Linked DNA regions of Homo sapiens: region 1 is linked to region 2. Evidence: chromatin loops called from intact Hi-C (ENCODE). Cell type or tissue: OCI-LY7. All regions are shown on one strand. Links, peaks and the distances in the headings refer to the core of each region. The heading gives the core; the rest is flanking DNA.

What was found. A loop is a pair of places that touch in the nucleus more often than their neighbours do. Peaks named below come from ENCODE experiments on the same cell type or tissue, not always from the same donor. Only the 100,000 strongest peaks of a DNase experiment are listed, where the experiment ranks them.
Region 1: it touches region 2 in a loop (4-fold over the local background); 3 of 110 quality-filtered maps call a loop at or near these places.

The regions. Positions count from the first base shown.
Region 1 is chr2:134,785,817-134,798,273 of GRCh38, forward strand. It overlaps the pseudogene VDAC2P4. Among named protein-coding and RNA genes, the nearest start is that of ACMSD, 47 kb to the right of the region's middle. In OCI-LY7, for the core only: a CTCF peak has its summit at 4,857; no DNase peak of the experiment used is centred there.
Region 2 is chr2:134,730,540-134,742,825 of GRCh38, forward strand. No RefSeq gene overlaps it. Among named protein-coding and RNA genes, the nearest start is that of TMEM163, 18 kb to the left of the region's middle. RefSeq lists an enhancer at 9,247-9,466. In OCI-LY7, for the core only: a CTCF peak has its summit at 8,793; DNase peaks (open chromatin) are centred at 6,132, 7,292, 8,892 and 9,562; H3K4me3 peaks cover 4,389 bases; H3K27ac peaks cover 5,378 bases.

The DNA of each region.
Region 1 (12,457 bases), core at 34-8,033, 51 kb after region 2:
GCTTGTCTTGTTGGCAACGTGCCAACAAGGGCACACATGATCCCATTGGCTTTTTAGGAATTTCTCTCTGGTGACAGTGTAAGGTTTGAAATGTCGGACACCAGAATCTGAAACAAGGCAGTGGTAGAGGCGGAAAGATGCCAGTGATACTGGGGGATTGCGGTGGTGGAACTTGGTGACAGATCTGCTGTGGGGAGTAAGGGAAAGGCAATGTCTGTGTGGGTCCCTGTCTTCTGGCCTGGGTAAGTAGGTCTAAGGGCCACTGGTGTCATCCCCAGAGGTAGGGAGGACACTTTTAATCCACGAGGAGTTTGCTTGTAGTAGGATGCTGATGCGTGGCAGAATTTCAACATTAGTTCTAGGCAAGAAAAATTTGTCTTTGTTTTACTGGTTGTGAAATTGCTAGACAATTTACTTTCCTGGAAATAGTTCCTCATTAAGAGTTCCAGAAACTGCTTCTGATGGTTCAGGCAGTCTGAGTTTACTGGAATAGGCTGAATATTTATGTCCCCCTAAAATTTATATGTTAAAATCCTAACCCTCAAGATGCTGGTATTAGGAGGTGGGGCTTTTGGGAGGTGATTAGGTCATGACAGCAAAACCCTCATGAATGAGATTAGTGCCCTTTTAAAAGAGACTCCAGAGAGCAAGCTTGCCCCTTCCTCAGTGTGAACACAAAGCGAGAAGTGTCATCTAAGAACCAGGAAGTGGACCCTCACCACGCACAGAATCTGCCTTGATCTTGGACTTCCCAGTCTCCAGAACTGTGAGAAACAAATTCTTGTTGTTTATAGGCCATCTGGCCTATGGTATTTTTAATGGTAGCCCAAACAGACTAAGAGAGTTGCTTTCCTGCTGTCTTCTTTCTCTAGCCTCTCAGGAGAAAGCTCTGCCACCCCTGTATCTCCTGCCCATTGAGTTTTCTTTCCACCTTCTTGGTCCCTCTCTGAATGATACACTTAGTTCTGGGCTACGGTTCACCATCTCTGGCCAGCAGCACCAGCTTCAACAACTGCATCAGACAGTAAGTGAGCAGTGAAGAGAGAGGGGCCCCAAAGCCCATGCTGGCCAGGAGCTGTGCATGTGAAGATTGTCAATCAGAATATAAAGACCACAGTGTGGCAAAAGGCAGTGGGTTTGTCACTGGGAGACCAGAAGCAGGAGAAAGTTGAAGGAGTATAGCTTTTCATCTTAGCGTCGAAAGTCCTGACCAGGGCACAGCATAGACTAGGCCAAGGGGCAATACTAAAGAGTTATCCTGGCAGACCTCCCTGGAACTCAGTCAGCAAGCACACCTGCTGAGCACTCTGGAGCTTCCAAACAATATTTCCTGCTTTTGTAGACTTAAATAGCTCAGGCCTACTTTGCTAAGTCTGTCTCTGCCATTTTTCTGGACTTCATCAGAACATTGATAGCAGGAAACAGGGATTACTGATCAGCTAAAACATACAAAAATCCAACAAATAAAAGGAAAATAGCAGGAGGCATTCAGTGTAGGAGTCTTCAGGCCCTGAGGAAATCATGCTAGTTCAAAAAGGTACTGTGTTAAGAGTGATGCTACAGCTGGGCGCGGTGGCTCACACCTGTAATCCCAGCACTTTGCAAGGCTGAGGTGGGTGGACTACTTGAGGCCAGGAGTTCAAGACCAGCCTGGCCAACATGATGAAACCCCCGCCTCTACTAAAAATACAAAAGTTAGCCAGGTGTGGTGGCACACACCAGTAGTCTCAGCTACTCGGGAGGCTGATGCAGGAGAATAGCTTGAACCCAGGAGATGGAGGTAGTAGTGAGCTAAAATAACACCACTGCACTCCAGCCTGGGTGAACGAGCGAGACTCCAGCCTGGGTGACAGAGTGATGCTATGCTATTTTATGTTTAGTATCATTTTACCTGGAAATAAAGGAAAAAAAATTGATCAAAAAGATTTCCCTCCCATGGCTAGAAATTTCAACTTGTGCGCTCAACAGACACGTTTCAGGTCCCTGGAAAACTCAGACCTCATTGTCTGTGAATAGATGATGGGAACTTATCTGACCCATGGCCTTCCCCCTAGTTCTGCTGGCTCAGGTGAGGCCACTCATCTGAAACTGCAGGGGAATGTCCTTAGGGCAGAGTGAGAGGGTCAGCTGGCCCAGGCCCCACCTTCACTGTCTACCTGGAGGGAGCAGCTGGGAATGTGGGAGGCAGAAGTCAGGCAGTGCCTCCAAAGTGCGCCGTGGGCTTGGACTCCTTGAGAGGCCTGAGTCACACCCAACCCCACCAGGACAGCCAATAGCACACCTCTGCCCTCCCCTCTGCAGGCTGCACTGTTTTCCCTGATTTTCTCATGCTCTACGTCCACTTCCCTGGATGCTCATTCCCCTACTTCACTGGGATGGAGGTAACAGTGAATGGTTTCTCAGACCTGCCCTCTGACAGAAGGGGCAATTTACCTCTGGCAACCCCCTCCAGGTGCCCCAGACTCACGCCTCCACTGTCCGGATAGGGAAAGTAAATGTGTGAGGCAGTCCACAGGAAACAAATGGGAGTGGTGGGAACTGTGGCCAGCTCCAGAAGGCATCCCTCATTCCCAATCATTCCCATTCCATTTCTTTTTTTCTTTGCATCACCATGCTGGTCAAACAAAATACCAACTATCCTCATTGTCTGCAGATTCTGTATCTGTGCATTCACCTACTTGCTAAAATGTATTTGTAGCCTCCAAATGAATACTTGCCTGTGTTTGTGGGTCATTTGCAGGCATGCATAAGCAGCAAAAATTGGAAGCTCACCACCCACCTGTTCCCCGCTGAGGTCAAACTAGCCACACTCTGCCTTCCTGTTTCAGCTGCCATACTGTAAATAAGTGTCCTTTCTGCTACCTATTTACTGCCACATTTGTCATGTTTTGGTGGAGTTTTTGTCTGTGATTTTGCTGTTGAAAATGGCCTCCAAGTGTCGTGCTGAAGTGTTGCCTTGGGTTCCTAAGCACAAAAAGGCTGTGATGTGCCCTATAGGGTAAATAACATGTGTTAAATAAGCTTTGTTCAGGCGTGAGTTGCACTGCTGTTGGCCATGAGTTCAACATTAGCAAGCCAGCACTGTATATTAAATAAGATGTCTTTAAACAGAAATACACACAAAACAAGGTTATAGATTTATTGGCTGACAAAAACGTTGTGACCAGAAGCTATAGGAATTTAGCCCTGTATTTCTCTTAGGAGCAATTGTTCAAGATTTGCAAATTCAGTGTTTGCTGCTACTATATAGAATCTAACTGCCAATTATAAGAAGAATCATCTGTATCTAAAAGCCCCTCATTTGGCTGTCAGTTTGGGAGTTTCTATTTGATAACCTTATCCTAGTTCTCAAACTTCTCTGTTGTGGGGCTTCTAAGGTATAATGGACTGTCACTGGGACTCATCATGAAGTACTGAAGTGTGTGTATTAAATGAAATTTACAGTAATCCCTATAATAACATCACTTACATTCTGCAATGCCTTCTAGAATGGGAGGATGTATCAGTCACAGCCCTCCAGATCACCTGCCGGTGCTTCCTGTGGCTAAACCCAATGGGAAGCCAGGTGGCGAGGGAGTCCAGGGTCAGCCTCTGGGGACAGGGAAGGGTGAGGAATGGGCCTGGGGGAGGGCCACGGAGAGAGTTAAAACAGCACAAAGAGCCAGATATGAACCAAACAATCCCCACATTAAAGTAAATATACACACTAAACACTCTGAAGGACAAGCGCTTGATGTCCTAACAGCTTAGGACACAGGAGGATGATCCTGCAAGGGGGTGAGAAAGCAGGGCTTGAACTGAGATCTGAAAGATGAGGAAGGGAGAAGAATCCCAGTAGAGGTAATAGCATGGCATGTGCAAAGGCCCCCAGAGGGGTGGGGGCAGGGGCAGGGTTCACTGAGGGCTGTTGGTAAGAATGTAAATCCATGGTCTTTTGAGAGGCAATTTAGCTGCTGCTATCAATTTTTTAAATATGCATGCAGCAAACCTCCACTAGGTTTCTATTCTAGCAAATCTGCTTGAGTGTGGCACAAAACAGTGTTAATCTGATGTTGAGGGCAGCAGTGTTTGTTACAGCAAATCTCTGGAAACAAACAAGGGAATGGTGATATCAACTATGACACATTCATCTTACAAACACCAGGCAGCAATGAAAATGAATGAAGTAGATAGAGATAGGGTAGCTTGGAAATATCTAGAAGATGGAGTCATTATGGAGAAAAAAAATTGAGAAGAATATAAAAAGCATAATTGCATTTATGAAAAATATATTTTTATACAAACATATTCAAATATAACAGCAATGGAAAGATCTGAATGGATATACCCCATCCCAACAAGAGAGTTACCACTGCAGTGTGGGTAAGAAGGAATTTTTGCCTTTTTAACCTACCTACAAAGGCTTCAAACTTCTAAATCATTTGAAGCCTTACGAAGGTAATTTGTGCATAATTTCCATAATTAAAAATAAGTACAGTATATTTTAAAAACAGAAAACGAGACTTTTTTGACTCAAGCACTGCTGGTATCTGTGAATTTTAGTCTTAGAACAGATAAGCTTTCCCAGAATAATTCCTTCCTATAGTTTATCCTCGTCCTTAAAGATCCTTTAGGCCAATGGTTTTCAACCTTGGTTGCTCATAGGAAAAACCTAAGAAGCTTTTCAAAATGATGGCATTCGGGCCCCATACGTTGGTTGTGGTAGGAGCTGGTTATTTACTTATTTTTTTAAAGCTCCTAAATGATTCCAATGTGCAGCCAAGGTTGAGAACTCCTGTTCTATGGTATCTTTATTCCATGGGTCAGAAAGTCAAAAACTGGCCCAGAGGCTTTAGTCAGCTTGGAATTGCCATGCCCTGGCAAAGACTAGTGGCTGGAAAGGGTATTGCTAAAGCCATCCTCACCAAGAACTATGAGTTATTGTCAGAGAACAGGCACGCACATGTTGGCCTCTGAGTTGAGAAGATACCACTGACCATCACAAGACTGTGAAAGCTACACAACCAACTAAGGAACTTTGAAGACATATGCAATTAGAGAAAATTTTACTTGCTTGGTTATTTATTGAGCACCTACTGTGTGCTTGGCCCTTGAAAAGAGAACACAGACCCTGCTCAAGGAGAGGTGAAAGGATCAAGAACTTTTAAAAAAAAAAAAGTGTTGGTTTTTTTTAAATTTTTTAGAATAAATAGAGACGGGGTTCTGCTGTGTTTCCCAGGATGGCCTTGAACTCCTGGCCTCAAGCAATCCTCCTGCCTTGGCTTCTCAAAGTGCTAAGATTACAGGCGTGAGCCACCACTCCTGGCCAAGAAGAACTTAGAGCAGGTGAAGCTTGTGGTGTGCTTGAGACTGTGTTTGTAAGGTGGACAGGATACTTCGTTTCTATGCAAGCAGATAATTGCCCCTTTGAGATTTAGTCACAGTGGGCTTAGCCTATGGGAAATTCAAAAGAGAAAATAAACATATCTGTATGCTCAAAGAGTACATTCTCCATTTCTAAAAAGCATTATGAAAGATGACCATTGGGGAAGGTGGGTCATCCACAGATGACCAACTGTACCAGTTTGGGGACACTGAATATGTGCCCCCAAAACTCATATGTTGAGGTCCCAACACTTTGGGAGGTATTTCAATTTAGATGAGATCATGAGTTTGGAGTCTTCATGATGGGATTTTAGTGCTTTTATAAGAAGAGACCAGAGAGCTTTCTCTCTCACTCTCTCTTTCCTTCTCTCTGTCTCTGTCTCTCTCTCCACTATGTAAGACACAGCAAGAAAGCAGCCATCTGCAATCTGGGAAGAGAGCCCTCACCAGAACCTGATGAAGCAGGCAGCCTGAGCTCGGACTTCCAGCCTCCAGAACTGTGAAAAATAAATGTCTGTTGCTTAAACCACCCAGTCTATGGTATTTTGTTTTCGCAGCCCAAACAGAGTAGGATGCCTGGGATGTGGGACTTTCCCTTTGAATAGAGGGACGGTCTTGGCAAACCATTCCTGGTTGTGTAGGACTGAGAGGTTTCCTGGCACTTGGACTTTCAGTGCTAAGACTGGAAAAGTCCCAAGTAAGCCAGATGAATTGGTTGCCCTACTCACCACACACAGTGCTCCTCTTTCCAAATGAGGGGTTTGCTCCTTTTATTGGACAAGGGTAAGATTTTTGGCAACTCTATTCTAGGAGGTATCCCAGATTCCACCACCCCCGTAGTTTGGTCCCTGGGGTGAAGGCATTTGCAAACAAGAGCGAATCCTCCTTGGCATAGGGCACGCTGCTTTCAGAAAATTGAAGCAGAAGGTTCTCCATAAGCAAAGCCTCCATGGCTTTCATGACTAGTCAGACTGAGGAAATGGCCCACTGAGAGGCACCTGAAATTGTATTTATTTTATATTAATGTATCTGGGCTTCTCTCAAGGCACCAAGGTAAGCTTGATAAAAGTTCCCTTACAGATGATCCCCGAGTGGCAGCTTCTTTGCCTGTAATTCAAAGTCAAGTGCGGCTCCTTGTCAAATGGTTGCCAGGAGATAGCACAGGAGCCAACTCCCCATCTCCTCTGCCATGGCAACGTGCTGTTATTTCCTCATCCATCTTCCTTCTGCAGGAGTCTAAATTTCTGAGAGTAGTGTGCCATGCTTAATTATGTAATTAATCTTGCAGAAAGAAAAGAACCCTTCTAACCTTTCTTCTGCACAAAAAGACCTCCTCGTGTGATACCAGCCTACCACCAATTTTCCTCTGTGATCCTGCATGGTAGTAACCATCATTCTGTCTTATCCTCTCAAGGCTAAAGTGAGACACTTCTCGAAGCAGCAATACACTTTGAACCCATAAAAGTACAATCACTCACTTAAATGGTGGCTTCTCAAATCGCAGGCAAGGTCTTTGTAATATTTCCCTGACCCAAGAGCAGGAAGCATGATGAACACAGAGTTGATGGAAGTGGGGCTCACTAAGTGCCTCAGTTTCTCTATCTGTAAAATAGGCATGTACTCACTTGTAGGTTACTGTGGGGATTGCATGAGTGAGTATGTTAAGCTCTCAGAACAGTGCCTGGCACATAGTAGGTGCTCAATAAATGTTAGCTCTTATCACTATAAGAATTACTCCAACTTGTTTTTATTGAAAACTTTAATCAAATTTACAAAAAAAAGAACTTAATAAAAATTGTTAGGACTGTTCTGGTTGCAAGTGACTACTCAAGTAAAGGCGTCACATGGTTCCAAGTTGAGTTGTTTTCAAACAGCTGGCTCTGAGGGCCTAAAGACAGTCTCCAGGACTTTCCCTGTCACCCCATTACTTGGATCTGTTTTTCTCTGTTGTCTTCACACTCCAACAGGCACTCTCACAGCCCCAGACTGACCTCCTATCATCTGGCCATCCCAGTGGAAAGAGGACTTCTCTTTCCCAAAATATCCCACAAGGATTTCCAGCTGGGGGCTCCTGGACTAACTGACATCTTGTGCCTATCTCTGAGCCAATCTTTGTGGCCAGACGGATGGGACATAAGATGGGCCAGAACTGGGTCTCAGCTCCATCTCTGGAGCCAGATGGGGTAGCAGAGTGGTTGAGGAGGTCTGAGGACATAAGGTCACCCTGACCCAAACCACATCAACTGAGAGTGAGGTAGGAGACCCCTCAAAGGAAAGCCAGAGTATTAATACTAGAAAAAGGAGAAGAGATGGCAAAAACAACAGATAGATACGTGGTGCAATATCATTCTTGGTATATGGAATTATTACATAGTTTAAATCTAGTGATTTTTAACGAAGGGTGAACATCAGAATTATTTATGGCTTTTTAAAAATTTGGAAGTCCAGTCTCAACTATAGAAATTCTGACTGAGTAGTCCTAAAGCAAGGCCCAGGCATCAGCATTTAAAAAAAAAAACTTCCCAGGTAAGGTTTATATAATGTGTAATTTTTTTGAGACAGGGAGGGTCTCACTCCATTGCTCAGGCTGGAGTGCAGTGGTGTGATCATGCTCACTGCAGCCCCGACATCCCGGGATCTTGAGTAGGTGTGATTACAGTTGTGCACCACTACACCTAGCTAATTTTTGTATTTTTTGTAGAGATGGGGTTTTGCCATGTTGCCCAGGCTGGTTTCGAACTCCTGGGCTCAAGACATCCACCCACCTGGGCTTCCCAAAGTGCTGGGATTATAGGTATGAGCGGTATAAGTTTTCTTTTGTGTTCTTTTTCTTTTCTATTTGACAAAGGCAGCATGCATGTTCTATATACTTCTAGAACTTTTTAAATCCCATGCCCATGAATCTAAAGTAAAATAGAATACCATAAAGATGAAATACTTAACAGCACCTTCCTTATACTCTGACTGTACCTCCTATAGTGATCAGTTACAGCCTTCATCCAACTCCTTCATCTACTCCATCCATTCATTCATTCATTCATGCATACATTCATGTATTCTTCTCTTACTCTTTGCTTGGTGTGAGAGATTCACTTCCTGCACCTGAGAAGCTCCTGGATTTCTGAGAAGAGAAAAAGACGAACCCAGACAGTGACAAGGCAATACAATAAGAACCACGATGTATAATGCTTACATGGGGTGATATGAGACGTAGAAAGCCATGGAGAGGCTACTACTGTTTACCCACCTATTTCCTTCACTAGATGCTAAGCCCCACGAGGACAGAGATTGTACATTTTCATCTAAGTTTCTCTCTGTTCCAACAGAGGCTGGGAGGGAGTGAGATTGAGGCAAATCCAGGTTTTGTGGAGCCCAAAAGCTTACACAATTTTTGAGATACTCTCTAAGAAAAATACTAAGACATAAGGAGACAGAAAGATGAATATTTATTTAGAATGAGAAGAGAAATCAGAACAAAGCAGTAGAGCCTTGCAGATTCCCGTCACTTTAATTTGAGGTCTCTTCAGACAACTTATCAAAAATGCTTACAGAGAAATTTTTATTTTATTTTATTTTATTTTATTTTATTTTATTTTATTATTATTTTATTTTATTTATTTTATTTTTAGAGATGGAGTCTCACTTGTTACCCAGGCTGGTCTCAAACTCCTGGGCTCAGGCAATCCTCCTGCCTCAGCCTCCCAAAGTGCTGCGATTACAGGCGTGAACCACTATGCCCGGAAGTGAGAAATACTTTCAATTGTTGATGGATTTTGCTTCCCCACACAGAACATGTTTTACATCCCAACAGCAATTGGCACTCCAGGGGCCCATGTGAGTGGGGGAACTTCAGGCTTCAGTTTCAAGAGCTTCAGGATAAATCCACTTCTGACAGAGTATTTCTTCCTGGCTCTCTCCCTGTGGGCTGCAGAGCCACACAACTCTCACAGTCTTGGTTCTGGAACCTCTTTCTTCCCTTGTGCATTCAGGCCTCAGAGAGGTAACTGCACCTCAATGTTTCCCGCCCTGGGGCACTGCACTTACCCAACAGCTTCCCTCCACCCTGCCCACAAGTTTGTAATTAGTCCCTTCATTCAGGTCTCTCAAATTTTCTAGTTTGAATGTGCCATCAGTTTCTGCCAGGACCTTTCATGAATACAGAAAATAAAATGTGTTAATTTATATTGTGCATGGGTCAGCATTCTCTCAGTATGATTATATGATCTGTTATATTACACACCTCATATTATGCATATAACGTCATTTCTGTGAGTATGCTCACTATTCCTAGCTCCTTTTAATTCACTGGCATGAGAGTTCCTTTTTTTTTGAGAAGGAGTCTCACTCTGTCACCCAGGCTGGAGTGCAGTGGCGCTATCTCAGCTCACTGCAACCTCCACCTCCAGGGTCCAAGCGATTCTCCTGCCTCAGCCTCCCTAGTAGCTGGAAGGACAGGCACGTGCCACCATACCCAGCTATTTTTGTATTTTTAGTAGAGATGGGGTTTCACCATTTTGGCCAGGATGGTCTTGATCTCTTGATCTCATGATCCGCCTGCCTCAGCCTCCCAAAGTCCTGGGATTAAAGGCTTGAGCCACCGTTCCTGGCCGAGTTCATTATTTTTATTCCTCTAGTGATAAGAGATGCTAATACAAATAGAAACCTAAAACCTAAGACAGAAAAGAAGCAAGTCAGGCCTCCTCATTGGAGAAAATCTACCAAAGGCCAGTGAACAGTGAGTCATCCTCTTCCAGTCTCTACAAGTGAGTCCCGAAATCAAATGAGGACTCAGAGGCAACCCAGATCACCCATAGCTCAGGGGCTTAGGCCGCTCAGAGGGCAAGAGCAGCTTCAAGCACAGACAACTCACCAACAGGCTCCAGTAGGATGAGAAACCAAATTGCCCCAGCAACTAGCACTTTTCTATAATGTACCTGAACAGGGCCATCCTGGAGCTCCAAACTCTAGGCAGCAAGCACAATTTTAGCAAACCAAGGAGACCAAGTTTCAGCAAATCAACTCAAATTGGCTTAAGACAAAAAATGTATTAGCTCATATCACAAAAAAATCCACGGGTAAATCTTGCTTGAAACGTAGCTGGATTCGGGTGCTCAAAGGGTCTCACCAGGAACCCCGCTCCCTGCTCCTTCTCCCCCTGCCCCTCTCTTTTCCCCCTCTCTCTGTTTCTCTGTCTGTTTCTCCCTCAGTCTCTCCTTCTCAGCTTTGCTTTCCTCAGGGTTGATTTGCTTCTCAGTCAGTCTCTTTCCAAGTAGTGGCAAAACGACCAAGAACACCTTCAATTTTATATCTTACTAAATGGACACCATATTTCTTCACAGCAACAGCAAACAGCCTGAAGCTGGGTCTGATTGGCCAAGTTTGGGTCACATGTTCATCCCTCTACCAATCATCTTGGCCACTGTCCAGACTGGAATCAGGAGATGGGGTTTGCCCAGCTGAAGCCACGTGGACTGAGAGAGGGGGAAAGGGGAGTGGATGCTGTCAGGAAAAGAGGAAGAAATCCTAGGAAGGAAAAAACCACAAATATCCATCACACCATGGCTGTAGGGCACCAGGCTAGAGCTAAATGCCTCAAATCTAGGACCTACAGACAGATACTGGACCTAGGCCTTTGAGACTCCTGCAGTTGCAAGGCAGGGGAAAGGAGAGAGAGGAGGCATCCCAGCTTGGGCACTGCCTGACCCTGACCTCTCAAGTCACTTCTCTTCTTTGCCTTTAATGGCCTCAGCAGCAAATGGTGGTGTTGGAATAGATTTCTAAGGGTCCTCCTGGATCCAGAGAAATCGACGCTTGAGTATAGAGAGGTTTAAAATCTCCAAATCCCAGATAAGAACAAAGCAAAATTCACCGCCAGAATAGAAACCAGAAATATGAATTATTTTTTACTTTGTTCTTCCAGCCGCAGAGGCTAGCAGATCAGCACCCTCAGGCAACCACCACATCACCTGGTCTTGAGGCCTCATCAAGGCGGCTTATGGGCAGACATTAGTGAGACTCATACGTATTTCTTTGTCACATGCTGACCTTAGCAAAGCACCCAGAGACATTTTCAACAAAGGATTTGACTTGGGGTCGGTAAAACTGGATGTGAAAACAAACTCATGCAGGAAAATGAAAGAAGCCTTAGGGAATAGAAATGGGGTGATATGGTATGACTTTCATAGAAAGTCAGGAACATTGATTACACTTAGGGAATATAAATTATTGAAGACCAGAACTGTCATGGTTTGAAACTGACATTTGATACTAACTCCCCAAAAAACACAGGAAAGAAAGGGGATCACATGAAGACTGTTTGCAAACAGGAGAGTATAAACTTGATGGAATATTGACTTTGATTTTGTCAGGTCTGCCATCCTTGGATCACTGTCTTTGGTTTTCAGAGCTGGCACGTTGACCAGATGACCACTGACAGTGCCACATCAAAGCTGAGAAGGAATCAGTTTGCAGTGGGCAACGGCACACTGATACCAATAATGGGCAGCATTTAGAGGTTCAGTCTGTCAAAAGTATGTAAAGACCTTGATACCCAGCTTGGACATCAGGCACTAAGCGATTCCAGGCTGCTACCGCAGCTAAATAGCCATTGATCCCACTGCTTCCTTTTCTGAAGAAGTCAACAATTCCACTCTAATTGGAACAGACCCTACTCAGCCCCTGAACCCTGGTATGACATTCTCACTGGCTGATCTGGAGTTGGAGGCTGGGCATAGACCTTATTAAATAAAGCAGGTTTGGCCTTATTATATTTCCAATTTCTTTTTTCTCAAGGGGATGATATAATCAAAGGATGATGAGTACAAGAATATTTAGACAATTACTTGCCTGCTGGTTTCTACTTAAATTGATTATTCAGTTACAACACAGTCAACTACACAGTATTTAAATGTATTTATTTGTAAAATGCTGCCCACCAATAATGAAATAGACCTTCACTAAAACGACTCTTCCTTGCTCTGACTCTGCCCAGACTTTCTAGGTCAGGGTTATATTATATATCTTGCATTATAGCAGTGGTTCTCAAACTATGGCTTCAGCACCTTTTTACATACTTAAAAATTGAGGACACTGA
Region 2 (12,286 bases), core at 4,287-12,286:
GCCTGTGTTCTCACCTGCCCTTAGTGGAAACCTTCTATTCATCTGATCTATTTTCTTGTGGGTGTCAGGGCCCATATGTCTCCATCTCCCTTTCCAGCTCCAAGATATCTGTTATGGGCTGCATTGTATCTCCACAAAATTCATATGTTGAAGCTGATATGATTTGGACCTGTGTTCCTGCCCAAATCCCATGTCAAACGGTAATACTCAATGTTGGAGGTAGGGCCTGGAGGGAGGTGATAGGATCATGGGGGTGGATTTCTCTTGAATGGTTTAGCACCATTCCCTTTGTGATTAGTTCTCATGAGATTTGGTTGTTTAAAAATGTGTCACACCTCCCTCCCCTCTCTTTTGCTCCTGCTCCAGCCATGTGATGTGTGCTTTCCCTTTGCCTTCTGCCATGATTGAAAGTTTCCTGAGGCCTCCCCAGAAGCCAAGAAGATGCCGTCATGCTTCCTGTACAGTCTTCAGAACGATGTGTCAATTAAATCTCTTCTCTTTATAAACTACCAAGTCCTGGGTATTTCTTTATAGCAGTGTGAGAATGGACTAATACAAAGCCCTAACCCCCAGTATATCAGAATGTGACTGTATTTGGAGATAGGACCTTTAAAGAGGCAATTAAGGTGAAACGAGATCACCTGGGTGGGCTCTAGTCCAATATGACTGATGTCTTTATAAGAAGAGATGAGGATGCAGATACCCACAAAGGGAAGACCATGTGAAAACAGAGGGAGGAAACAGCCACCAACAAGCCAAGGGAATGGCCTTGGAAGGAAGCAATCCTGTAGACACCTTGATCTTGGACTTCCAGCATCCAGAACTGAGGGAAAACAAATTCCTATTGTTAAAGCCCCTGGTGTGTGGTTTTTGCTATGGCAGCCCTAGTAGACTAATACAGTGCCCAAGCCCAAGTGTGCTATGGAAACCCCTGAATGGTCCAGAAGGAGCCTCCTTGACGTTCTGTTGCTGTCTGGGTGGCTCCTAGGCCCCTTCTTCCCTTTGTCTTCCTGACCTCTGATGGGTGGTCCCTTCAGTTCTACTCCTCCCAGATTCTGCCCACCAGTCCACTTAGAGTTGGTGCTTACTTCCCTTATTTGGTGCCTGCAGATGAATGGTTTTCCAGTCTTTCAGGGCTTAAGACTCACTGCTTTGTGAATTCAGACTCCCAGACCACAGCTCCAGAGATGCAGACTCACTAGTTCAGTGATGGGGCTGGGAAACCTGCACTTTTAACAAATACCCTCAGGTAATTCTGAGGGATATGACCACACTTTGAGAAACACCACTGAAGATATGTCCTCTTTCCTGTTTCTCTAACCCAGTGGGCTGCCACCTTGACTGCACATGAGATTCACCTGGGGAGCTCTTTAGAACACCCACGCCTAAGCCCACCTTAGATATTCTGGGTTAATTAGTCTGGGATGGGGCTTGGGCTTGGGTATTTTTTTCTCATAGGTTATCGGGGTACAGGTGGTGTTTGGTTACATGAGTAAGTTCTTTAGCTGTGATTTGTGCGATTTTGGTGCACCCATCACCCGAGCAGTAAACACTGCACCCTATTTGTTGTCTTTTATCCCTCGCCCCCTCCCACCCTTCCCCCCAAGCCCCCAAAGTCCATTGTATCATTCTTACACCTTTGCATCCTCATAGCTTAGCTCCCACATATCAGTGAGAACATACCATGTTTGGTTTTCCATTCCTGAGTTACTTCACTTGGAATAATAGTCTCCAATCTCATCCAGGTTGCTGCGAATGCCATTAATTCATTCCTTTTTATGGCTGAGTAGTATTCCATCGTGTATGTATAACACAGTTTCTTTGTCCACTCATTGATTGATGGGCACTTGGGTTGGTTCTACGATTTTGCCATTGCGAACTGTACCGCTATAAACATGCATATGCAAGTATCTTTTTCGTATAATGACTTATTTTCCTCTGGGTAGACACCCAGTAGTGGGATTGCTGGATCAAATGGTAGTTCTATTTTTAGTCCTTGAAGGAATCTCCACACTATTTTCCATAATGGCTGTACTAGTTTACATTCCCACCAGCAGTGTAGAAGTGTTCCTTGATCACCGCATCCATGCCAACATCTACTGTTTTTTTAATGTTTTGATTATGGCCATTCTTGTAGGAGTAAGTTGGTATCGCATTATGGTTTTGATTTGCATTTCCCTGATCATTAGTGACGTTGAGCATTTTTTCATATGTTTGTTGGCCATTTGTATATCTTCTTTTGAAAATTGTCTATTCATGTCTTTAGCCCACTTTTTGATGGGATTGTTTGTTTTATTCTTACTGATTTGTTTGAGTTTGTTGTAGATAGTGGATATTATTCTTTTGTCAGATATATAGACTGTGAAGACTTTTTCCCACTCTGTGGGTTGTCTGTTTACTCTGCTTACTGTTGCTTTTACCATGCAAAAGCTCTTTAGTTTAAATAAATCCCAGCTATTTGCTTTTGGGTTCTTGGTCATAAAATCCTTGAGTAAGCCAATGTCTAGAAGGGTTTTTCCAATGTTATCTTCCACAATTTTTAAAGTTTTGGGTCTTAGATTTAAGCCCTTTATCCATCTTCAGTTGATTTTTGAATAAGGTGAGAGATGAGGACCCAGTTTCTTTCTCCTACATGTGGCTATCCAATTATCCCAGCACCACTTGTTGAAAAGGGTGTTCTTTCCCTGCCTTATATTTTTGTTTGCTTTGTCAAAGATCAGTTTGCTGTAAGTATTTGGGTTTATTTCGGGGTTCTCTATTTTGTTCCATTGGTCTATGTGCCTATTTTTTACCAGTACCATGCTGTTTTGGTGACTATGGTCTTATAGTATAGTTTGAAATCAGGTAGTGTGATGCCTCCAGATTTGTTCTTTTTGCTTAGTCTTGCTTTGGCTATGTGGGCTCTTTTTTGGTTCCATATGAATTTTAGAATTGTTCTTTCTAATTCTGCAAAGAATGATGGTGGTATTTTGAAGCTGATTGCCTTGAATTTGTAGATTGCTTTTGGCAGTATAGCCATTTTCACAATATTGATTCTACCTATCCATAAGCATGGAATATGTTTCCATTTGTTTGCTTCGTCTATTATTTCTTTCAGCAGTGTTTCATAGTTTTCCTTGTAGAGGTCTTTCACCTTGGTTAGGTATATTTCTAACTATTTTATTTATTTATTTATTTATTTATTTATTTATTTATTGCAGCTCTTGTAATAAAAAAGCTGAGTTCTTGATTTGATTCTCCGCTTGGTCACTGTTGGTTTATAGAACAGCTACTGATTTGTGTACATTAATCTTGTGTCCAGAAGCTTTGCTGAATTCTTTTATCAGTTCTAGAAGCTTTCTGGAGGAGTCTTTAGGGTTTTCAAGGTAAACGATTATATCATCAGCAAACAGTGACTGTTTGACTTCCTCTTTACCAATATGGATGGCCTTTATTTCTTTCTCTTTTCTGATTGCTCTGGCTAGGACTTCCAGTACTACGTTGAAGAGGAATGGTGAGAGTGGGCATCCTTGTCTTGTTCCAGTTCCCAGAGGGAATGCTTTCAACTTTTTCCCATTCAGTATTATGTTGGCTGTGGGTTTGTCATAGATGGCTTTTATTACATTGAGGTATGTCTGATTTTGCTAAAAGTTTTAATTATAAACAGATGCTGGATTTTGTGGAATGGGGCATGGGTATTTTATTTTTAATTTGTCCAGGTAATTCCAACATGCAGCCAAATGGGAACCACTAGTCCAGTCCCATTGCCATGTTCCCAGAGCTGTCATCGTTTCTCACCTGAACTGAGCTAGAGCCTCCTGCTGGCTCTGCTTCCCCTAACAGCTCCCTCTGCCCCACTCCTTCTCCACAATGCAGTCAAAGTAATAAAACACAAGCTTAGTCGTGTCTTTTCCCTGCCAAAATGCCACCAATAGCTCCTCATTATCACAGGCTAATATTTACAAGTTCCCTAGCCTGACATCAAAAGCCACCCATGTTCTGGCCTCTTAGGGCCTCTGCACCTTTCTCTCTCCCTTTTGACCCCTAAGCTCCAGCCACACTCATGTCCTGGGTTCCCCCAAGTCACTAAGTCTTGCCCTTTGTTTTCCCACCTGCCTGGAATGCTCTTCCACCTGGCTAATGCCTTCCATTTAGTGCTTGCATGATCTGTGAAACCTTCCCTGACACTCTCCCCATGCCCAGGTGGGACATAGGCCCTCCTCCTTTTCCAAAAACACACCAGTGCACCCCTCTTTCAGAGCACGTATCAGATTGTATTGTATTGCTTTCCATTGGTCCCCTTCTCGTGACTGTACCCATCTTATTCTCAGTCTCCCTGGGTCTTAATACAGTGCCCAGCATGTGTACAGTAGGGCATGATGAACGTCTGTTGAATGGATGAATAAGTGGATACCTGGCCTCTCCCTGCCATGCCCTTGCCCAGCGCCTGCTGTCTGGTTACCATTTACAAATGAGCTTGGCTCCCTCAGTTCTGGTGTTTCCTTACCTCCGTGTTCCATGTCTACTTCAATCCCAGAATAACTGTTTATACCAGAGCTCGTCCAGCCCATAATTGGGGCGAGAACAGGTGAGAGACTCATAGCTACTCTGGGCCCAGCACTTTCCATTCTTTAACCCTCATGGAAGCAACACAAAGTCATCATTATCGCCTCCATCTTACAGCTGAGAAAACTGAGGCTCTGAGAGGTTGAAAATGACTTTCCTGAGGTCCCACAGCTAGGGGGTGACCGAGCCAAAACTGGAATCACAGAATCTGACTCCATGAGCTCCAGCCTTTCCTGCTGGGCCCTGTGCTCATCCACTAAAAGAGACAGGAGCTTGGTGAGTGGCTGTTTTGTGTTCTTTTGTGCGAGGATGAGTCCGTGTGGGCACAACAGGGGACACAGGGGAGGCTCAGGAAAACAAAGTTTATTATACTCACAGGTCCTAGAGACAGGAAGCATGATATGCCTTGCAGGGCCACAGGGGAAGACACCAGGGTGGTCAGGAGCCAGAAGACAGGAGTGAGGGCAAGGTTTAGACCAGAGCCTTCCTTGGTGTTTCTGTGGAAAAAGCAAGGTAGGGCAGGGTGAACAGTTTAGGATTGGCTAGTTTGAAGAATTTCAGTGGGCTCTAGGTTACAGGGGTGGTCCCTGGTTGCCTGGCACCTGGCCCTGGAGTGATGAACGCAGACAGACATTGTCTCCTGGGGTGTGTGGGTCAGATGAGGGAGGGCTCTGGTTGGTTAGTTTGCTAATCAAATGCTCTAGGGCCAGGTGTGGTAATCCCAGCACTTTGGAAGGCCAAGGTGGGAGAATCACTTGATCCCAGGAGTTTGAAACCAGCCTGGGCAACAAGGCGAAACCCTGTTTCTATCCCAATGTTTTTTTAATTTGCTGGGTGTAGTGGTGCATGCCTGTGACCCCAGCTACCCAGGAGGCTAAGGTGGGAGGATGGCTTGAGCCCAGGAAGTCAAGGCTGCATTAAGCCATGTTCATACCACTGCACTCCAGTCTGGGCGACAGAGTAAATGAGACCCTCTCTCAAAAAAAACAAAAAGAGAAACAAACAAACATAAAAAATAAATAAATAAATAAATAAATAAATAAACAAAGACCACGCTCCAGGCTGGGCCTTTTGTTATCTCTAGGAATTGGCTAGCCCCAGAGGGGCAGTCTCCCCTGGACCCAAAATGGGTTTAATGTTTGATGATGTCAAAACATCATAATATACAGAAAATTTAAGAATATATTTGCAATACAGTGGGGAAGGAGGAATGGCTGCTGGAGACACAGGCTGACAATGTGACTCACCTCCCAGGAATGAACCTGAGGAAGCCCTCTAATTCCACAGCCATCAGCTTTTCACAATCAGTAATGCCACGCTCCATCAGACATCCTAAGAATGTGTGGCCCATGTGGATGAGAGGGGTTGCCACTTTTATTCAAAAATGTATCACGAATGCTTAGAACAGTGCCTGGGATAAGGTAGACAGACATTTATAAAGTGGAAAAATATTTACTGATTTAATGAAAAAAGAGTGAATTAACAATGACCCTATTAAAATAACTCAGTGTAGTCCTTTTCACTACTGTTGTTTAAGGACCCTGTTTCAACACAGTTGTTTAAGGAACCTTTACATAAGGGTGGAAATTTTTGTTCCTCTTTCTCCTCTGTGATGTTTTTCTTCCTCTTTTCTCAGGTGAAGACTGAAAATTCTAAGTTCTCACTGGGCAGAAATGGACATCAAGATCTTCAGATGAAAAGGCCCCTTAATAAGTCGGGGGAAAAAGTCCTCATAGTACTTTAATTCTAAAGTAGTAATCCCATGTGTGCAAGTGTCTGTGCCACCTTGGGAAACTGTGAAGCTTTGTGGCTGTTTATAAACTTGATAATTGGTTCTAACACTCAATGCCTGTTGGGAAGGGCTGCTATTCATCACCTTGACTCTGACTTTCAAGTCCTCCCTTAGTCTGACCTTGTGTTGTCATCTCATGATGCCAATGCCATTGGGATTGGCCCAAATTATTCTTATCCAAACAAAACATAAGCAAGAAAGACCTCTTCTATGACTTTGTAATCTAACAGAACTGAAGAGATGAGTGACTGGGTTCTGGTTCGCCTTGGCCAGAGCTGTGTGTCCTTCTTATACCTCACTGCTCCTCAATTTCTGAATGTCTGAAAAAGCCAGCTGATAGATACTATAGATACTTATTCTGCCTAGCCCAAAAGAAAGCCAAGAGAATAATTATAGAATGCAAATACGAAAAAGAGAGTTAGATGAGGCCTCACAGGTCAGCTAAATTTGGCAAGACTTCCAATTTACAAGTGAGAAACTTGAGGTGCAGTGGTGTGTGCTCATTTGTTATTGCTCCGTAACAAATTACTGCAGACTTGGAGGCTTGAAACGGCACAAATTTATTCTCTTACAATTCTGGGAGTCAGAAGCTGGAAATGAGTCTTATGGGGCTGAAATCATCTTATGGGGGTGTCAGCAAAGCTGATTTTCTCTGGAGACTCCAGGAGAGAATTTGTTTCCTTGCATCCTCCAGCTTCTAAAGGTGGCCGTCACTCCTTGGCTCCTGGCTGAATTGCTCCAATCTCTGTTTTTATTGCCAGTTAGCCTTCTTCTCTCTGACTCTGATTCCCCTGCTTTCTTCTTATAAGGATCTTTGTGATTAAAATAAAGCCACCCAGATAAGCCAGGATAATCTCAAGGTGAAACAGACAGAAATCGATGACAGAGCCTATGCTGGCTTGTGTCAGCAGGAAGGACAGGGTGCACCAGGTGTGGCAGACCCTGAACTGCATCACTGTTGTTAGACTGCTGTTTACTCTCTCCACGCCTTGCTGCTGTCACTTCCTGAATGTCGGCATACTGTATATTACCTCCGAAGGGTCTTTCCCACATGGCAGGAAAGATGAATGCTGACAGCCCTAGATTTGAATCCTTCTAAAAACTCGAGAGGCAGGAGGCTGTCCTTTCCCTTAGTTTCTATAAAACAGTCCCAAGGAAGGGCTCTAATTATCCTGGCTTGATAATGTATGCAAAGTTCAAGTCTGGCAGGAGGTTTTGCACAAACCCAGCTTCCAGAGTTCTGCGAGGGTTCTTACTCTGGGGCTCAAAGCAGCCCTGGCTGCTGCAGCAGTCCCCACGCCATCAGGACAGTTGCAAGGAGAAAAAAGGAGCCCCAATCCCTCACCACTTGCATTTTTTGGTCTAGTCTGGGAAGACAGAACATTGGCACAATTTATGAAAAGCAACTTTGTTACTCACAGTTAAGCAGCAAAAATCAACAGAAACCCAGGGTCCACCATGAGCAGTTCCCCAGGGTTCAGGAATGCTGCCAAGGGCAGATGCAGTCTAAGCATGCCTCACATTACACTCTAGCTGAGGGACTCTGAAAGCACTCCATCCTGGGTTTATATACCCTGGGTACCACTTGGACCACTGAATGCAAGCACTGCAGAACATCCTATTCTAGAAGGAATAAGAATGTAGCCTGGATTGCTCCAGACATTTCCTCCTTATTACAGGATTTTCAGTAGTTTCTGTCTAGGAATGAAAAGCAAGAAGGGGAAGAGCTGGGTCGGCCAAGGTCATCCAGGGACTTATGTTCCTGCAATGTGCTCATTTCTGAGCCAATCTCTGTAACCAGCCAGGGATGGTGCCCTGGTTCAGCCTGGGTCATGTGTCCACACTGTGGGCAAAGCTGGAGGGCAGGATTACTATCAGGAGAAGGCACAGGAAGAAAATCATGCTGGGCAAGGCAAATTCATGGTTACCTCAGCCTCCAGCTTGTCTGAGAGTGTCCCATGGCCATGGTTCATGATGGGTGATGGGCAACCAGGATGAGACAGAAGCCAGGGAAAGAATGAAGATAAAAAAGAGTGGGCCCAGAGGAGCACAGCCCATGAGATTGCACCTCTGGTCCTTGGGAGGCAGTGGTTTCAAAGAGGGGCACTGCAGATGAACACTCCCAACACGGCTAAGGAGGTCAGAGACATGCCACATCTCTAGGACAAGATGAAGTGGGGACAGCCACCTCCAGCTTCACGCTCCCGCTCAGCAAAATATGGACAATAGTTCTGGATTCATAGGGCTTGTCTGAAGTTCTATAGAAGCAGGACCTGAGACACAGATTCTTGGTGCAAGTGATCTCAGAAAGAGAATGTGAGTGGCAAGATAGAAAGAAAAAGGAAGCCAAGAAAAATGTAGATTCAGCTGCATTTTAACCTCTCAGTCTGATCCCACCTCAGCCTGATCCCACCATAGCATGAAGAACACCACAAAGTTATGCAACCTTGAGACAAGGCACCAGACTTTTGCACCCCATATCTGTCACTCATTGTCTGTGGCCACCCCTAGGGGGAAAGCAGGCATTTCTAGGCAAGGTGGCTCCCCTTAGCTGAGCATTCAGAAGAAGGAAGCAGCTGCAACCTGTGAGCAGCCAACACTCAGCTACGGGGTGGTGCCTGGCAGATTAAAGTGTATCTGGTGGGGGCCCCAACTATACCCCTTATGGGGCTATTGTGAGATAATGAAGCTCAAGTCCTATCACAAGGCTGGGAGTTATCATTGTCATCATCATTATCTTATCCCTGTTGTAGAGAAGTAATAAATAGTAAGCATCACATAACACATGCCTCTTGGCTGGCTGCTGCACAGACATACATAGGCAGTAGGAATGTACACAGTCCTTTGTTCATATCCTGTGCCACCCCTGCCATGGACTAGTTATGTGATTTGGGGTGCCAAATTTAGCCCCCTTGAGCCTCAGGGTTCTAATCCATAAAATGGGCTAGGTAACCAGAGCTGGGCTGTTGCAAGGATGACATGAGGTCATCCCCATGGTGCTCTAGGTGCGGTTCTTGGAACAGAAGAAAGCATTCAAGTGACTGTGGGTCATCAGCTTCTGTGGTCAGACAGTCTAAAGCTTCAGCTGACACACATGGAGGCCAAGAAGACACTGGCTTCACGAAAGGCAGTAATATGACTGTGTATTATGTAAAAGATGAAGCCAACTGTGTTTAAGGAAGCAAATCCATTTTCAAAAAGAGGATGTGAAAACAAAGCCTCTAAAGACGTCTGTCTGTTACTCATCAAGACTGTGCCACGGATAGGGCCTTTGCTGTACAGCACCTCCTCAAATGCTCACACAGGCCACCGCTCAGAACAAAGGGGCCTCACCCTGGGCTTCCACAGAGATTTGTCAGCCCGAGGCCACCACCTTTAATTTGGTGGATCAGCTTTTCCTGCCTGTAATCAAAGAGGATAGGATGTGTGTCGAGGTATAGATTAGTTGGGGCTGCCCTGCCCCGCACCCTAATAAAGGTGTAGCCATGAACCTTATTTAGTCTCTCCTAAGCCTCATTTCCTTCTTAGTTAACGGGGGAAAATAATATTTGCATTTAGGATTATTTTAGAGAACTAAATGAAATGGTATTTGTGAACACTTAAATCAGTACCTGGTCTTACATCAGTCCATTTGAATCAGCACCTGCTGCCAAAAAGCAACTATTATTGTGGTTATTGATGTTCATTTTTTCAACCAGTATTTACTGTCTACCATGTGACAACATTGATTTTGGTGGTGGGAAGACATTGGCAAGAAAAAAACATGAGGGTCCTGTGCATAAGAAGCTTACATTCAAGCGAGGAGAGATAGTTAACATAGAACCACGAAAACCTACAGGATGCGATAGTCACATAGAGAATTAAAATAGGACGATGAGACAGAGTGATGGAATAGATCCCTGAGTCTGGCCTCTACTTTAGAAAGGCCTCTCTAAGAGGTGAGGTTCAGGCTGAGATCCAAAAACCCAGATGAGGCCAGGCACGGTGGCTCATGCCTGTAATCCCAGCACTTTGGGAGGCCAAGGCAGACGGATCGCCTGAGGTCAGGAGTTCGAGACCAGCCTGGCCAACCATGGCCAACATGGTGAAACTAAAACACTCTTCTCTACTAAAAACACAAAAACTAGCCAGGCATGGTGGCACATGCCTGTAATCTCAGCTACTCGGGAGGCTGAGGCAGGAGAATTGCTTGAACCCAGGAGGCAGAGGCTGCAGTGAGCTGAGATCATGCCACTATACTCCAGCTTGAGCAACAGAGTGAGACTTCGTCTCAAAAAGAAAACAAAAACCCAGATGAGCAGCATCACTGGCGAAATCACCTGGGGAAAGTATGTTTCAGAGGGAGTGCAAAGGCCCTGAAGTAAAACAGTTAGGCATAGTGGGAACAGGCTCAGTATGTTTAAGGGACACACAAAAGGCCAGGGTGGCTGGAGTATGGTGGGGAAGGGGAGTGGTCAGAGGAGAGATGAGTTTGGAAGAGTGGACAGAAAAGACCATTTAGTTTCATAGACCAAGGTAAAGAGTTTAGCTCTTAATCTAAATGGGATAGAAAGCAACAGAAGGGTTTTAAGCTAAAAAGATATAATCTGAAACAGGCTTTTAAAAGGTCACCTGGAGCTGGCACAATAGCTCATGCCTGTAATCTTAGCACTTTGGGAGTTTGAGGTAGGAGGATCGCTTGAGGCCAGAAATTAGAGACCAGCCTGGGCAACACAGCAAGACTTCATCTCTACAAAAAAAATAAAAAGGAAAAAATTATCCAGGATAGGTGGTACGCAGTGCCTGTAGTATTAGCTACACAGGAACCTGATGCAGGAGGATTGCTTGAGCCCAGGAGTTTGAGGATGCAATGAGCTATGATTGCGCCACTGCACTCCAGCCTGGGTACCAAGAGAGATGCTGTCTCAAAAAATTAAATAAATAAATAAATAAATAAATAAATAAAAGTTTGCCTGGATAATTTCATCCAATATTTAAGGAAGCAGTTACAACATCCCACATATATATCTTTCAGAAAATTGAACATGTGGGAATACTTCCCAATTTGTCATATGAAGCTGGCATTATCCTACCAACAAAGCCAAATACAGCAGGAAAAGAAGACTAAAATCTAATGAATAATAACCCTATGAACATATGCACAAAAATCCTCAACAAAATGTGAGAAAGCTGAATCCAGCAACATGTAAAAAGTGTTATGTACCATGATCAAGAAATTTATCCCAGGAATGTGAGGTTAGTAACATCTAAAAATCAATTAATGAACTGCAACATATTAATAGAATAAAGAAGGCCGGGCACAGTGGTTTATGCTTGTAATCCCAGCACTCTGGGAGGCTGCGGCAGGCAGATCACTTGAGGTCAGGAGTTCCAGACCAGCCTGGCCAACACGGTGAAACCCTGTCTCTAATGAAATTACAAAAGTTAGCCGGGCATAGTGGTGGGCGCCTGTAATCCCAGCTACTCGGGAGGCTGAGGCAGGAGAATTTCTTAAATCCAGGAAGTGGAGGTTGCAGTGAGCCGAGATCGCACCATTGCACTCCAGCCTGGGCGACAGAGTGAGACTCCATCTCAAAAAAAAAAAAAAAAAAAAAAAAAAAGAATAAAGGACAAACCTTTCATATGCACTTCAACAGATGCACAAAATGCACTTGCTATGGAAATGTAAAATGGCGTAGCTATGGAAAACAATATGGCAGTTCCTCAAGAAGTTAAAAATGGAATTACCACAGGATTCAGCAATTCCACATCTGGGTATATGCCCAAATGAATCAAAAGCAGGGACTTGAACAGATATTTGTACACCCATGTTCACAGCAGCATTATTCACAATGGGCCAATGTTGGAAGTAACCCAAATGTCCCTTAAAGGATGAATGGATAAACAAAATTTAGTATATACCTACAATGAAGTATTATTCAGCCTTAAAAAGAAAGAAAATTCTGATAT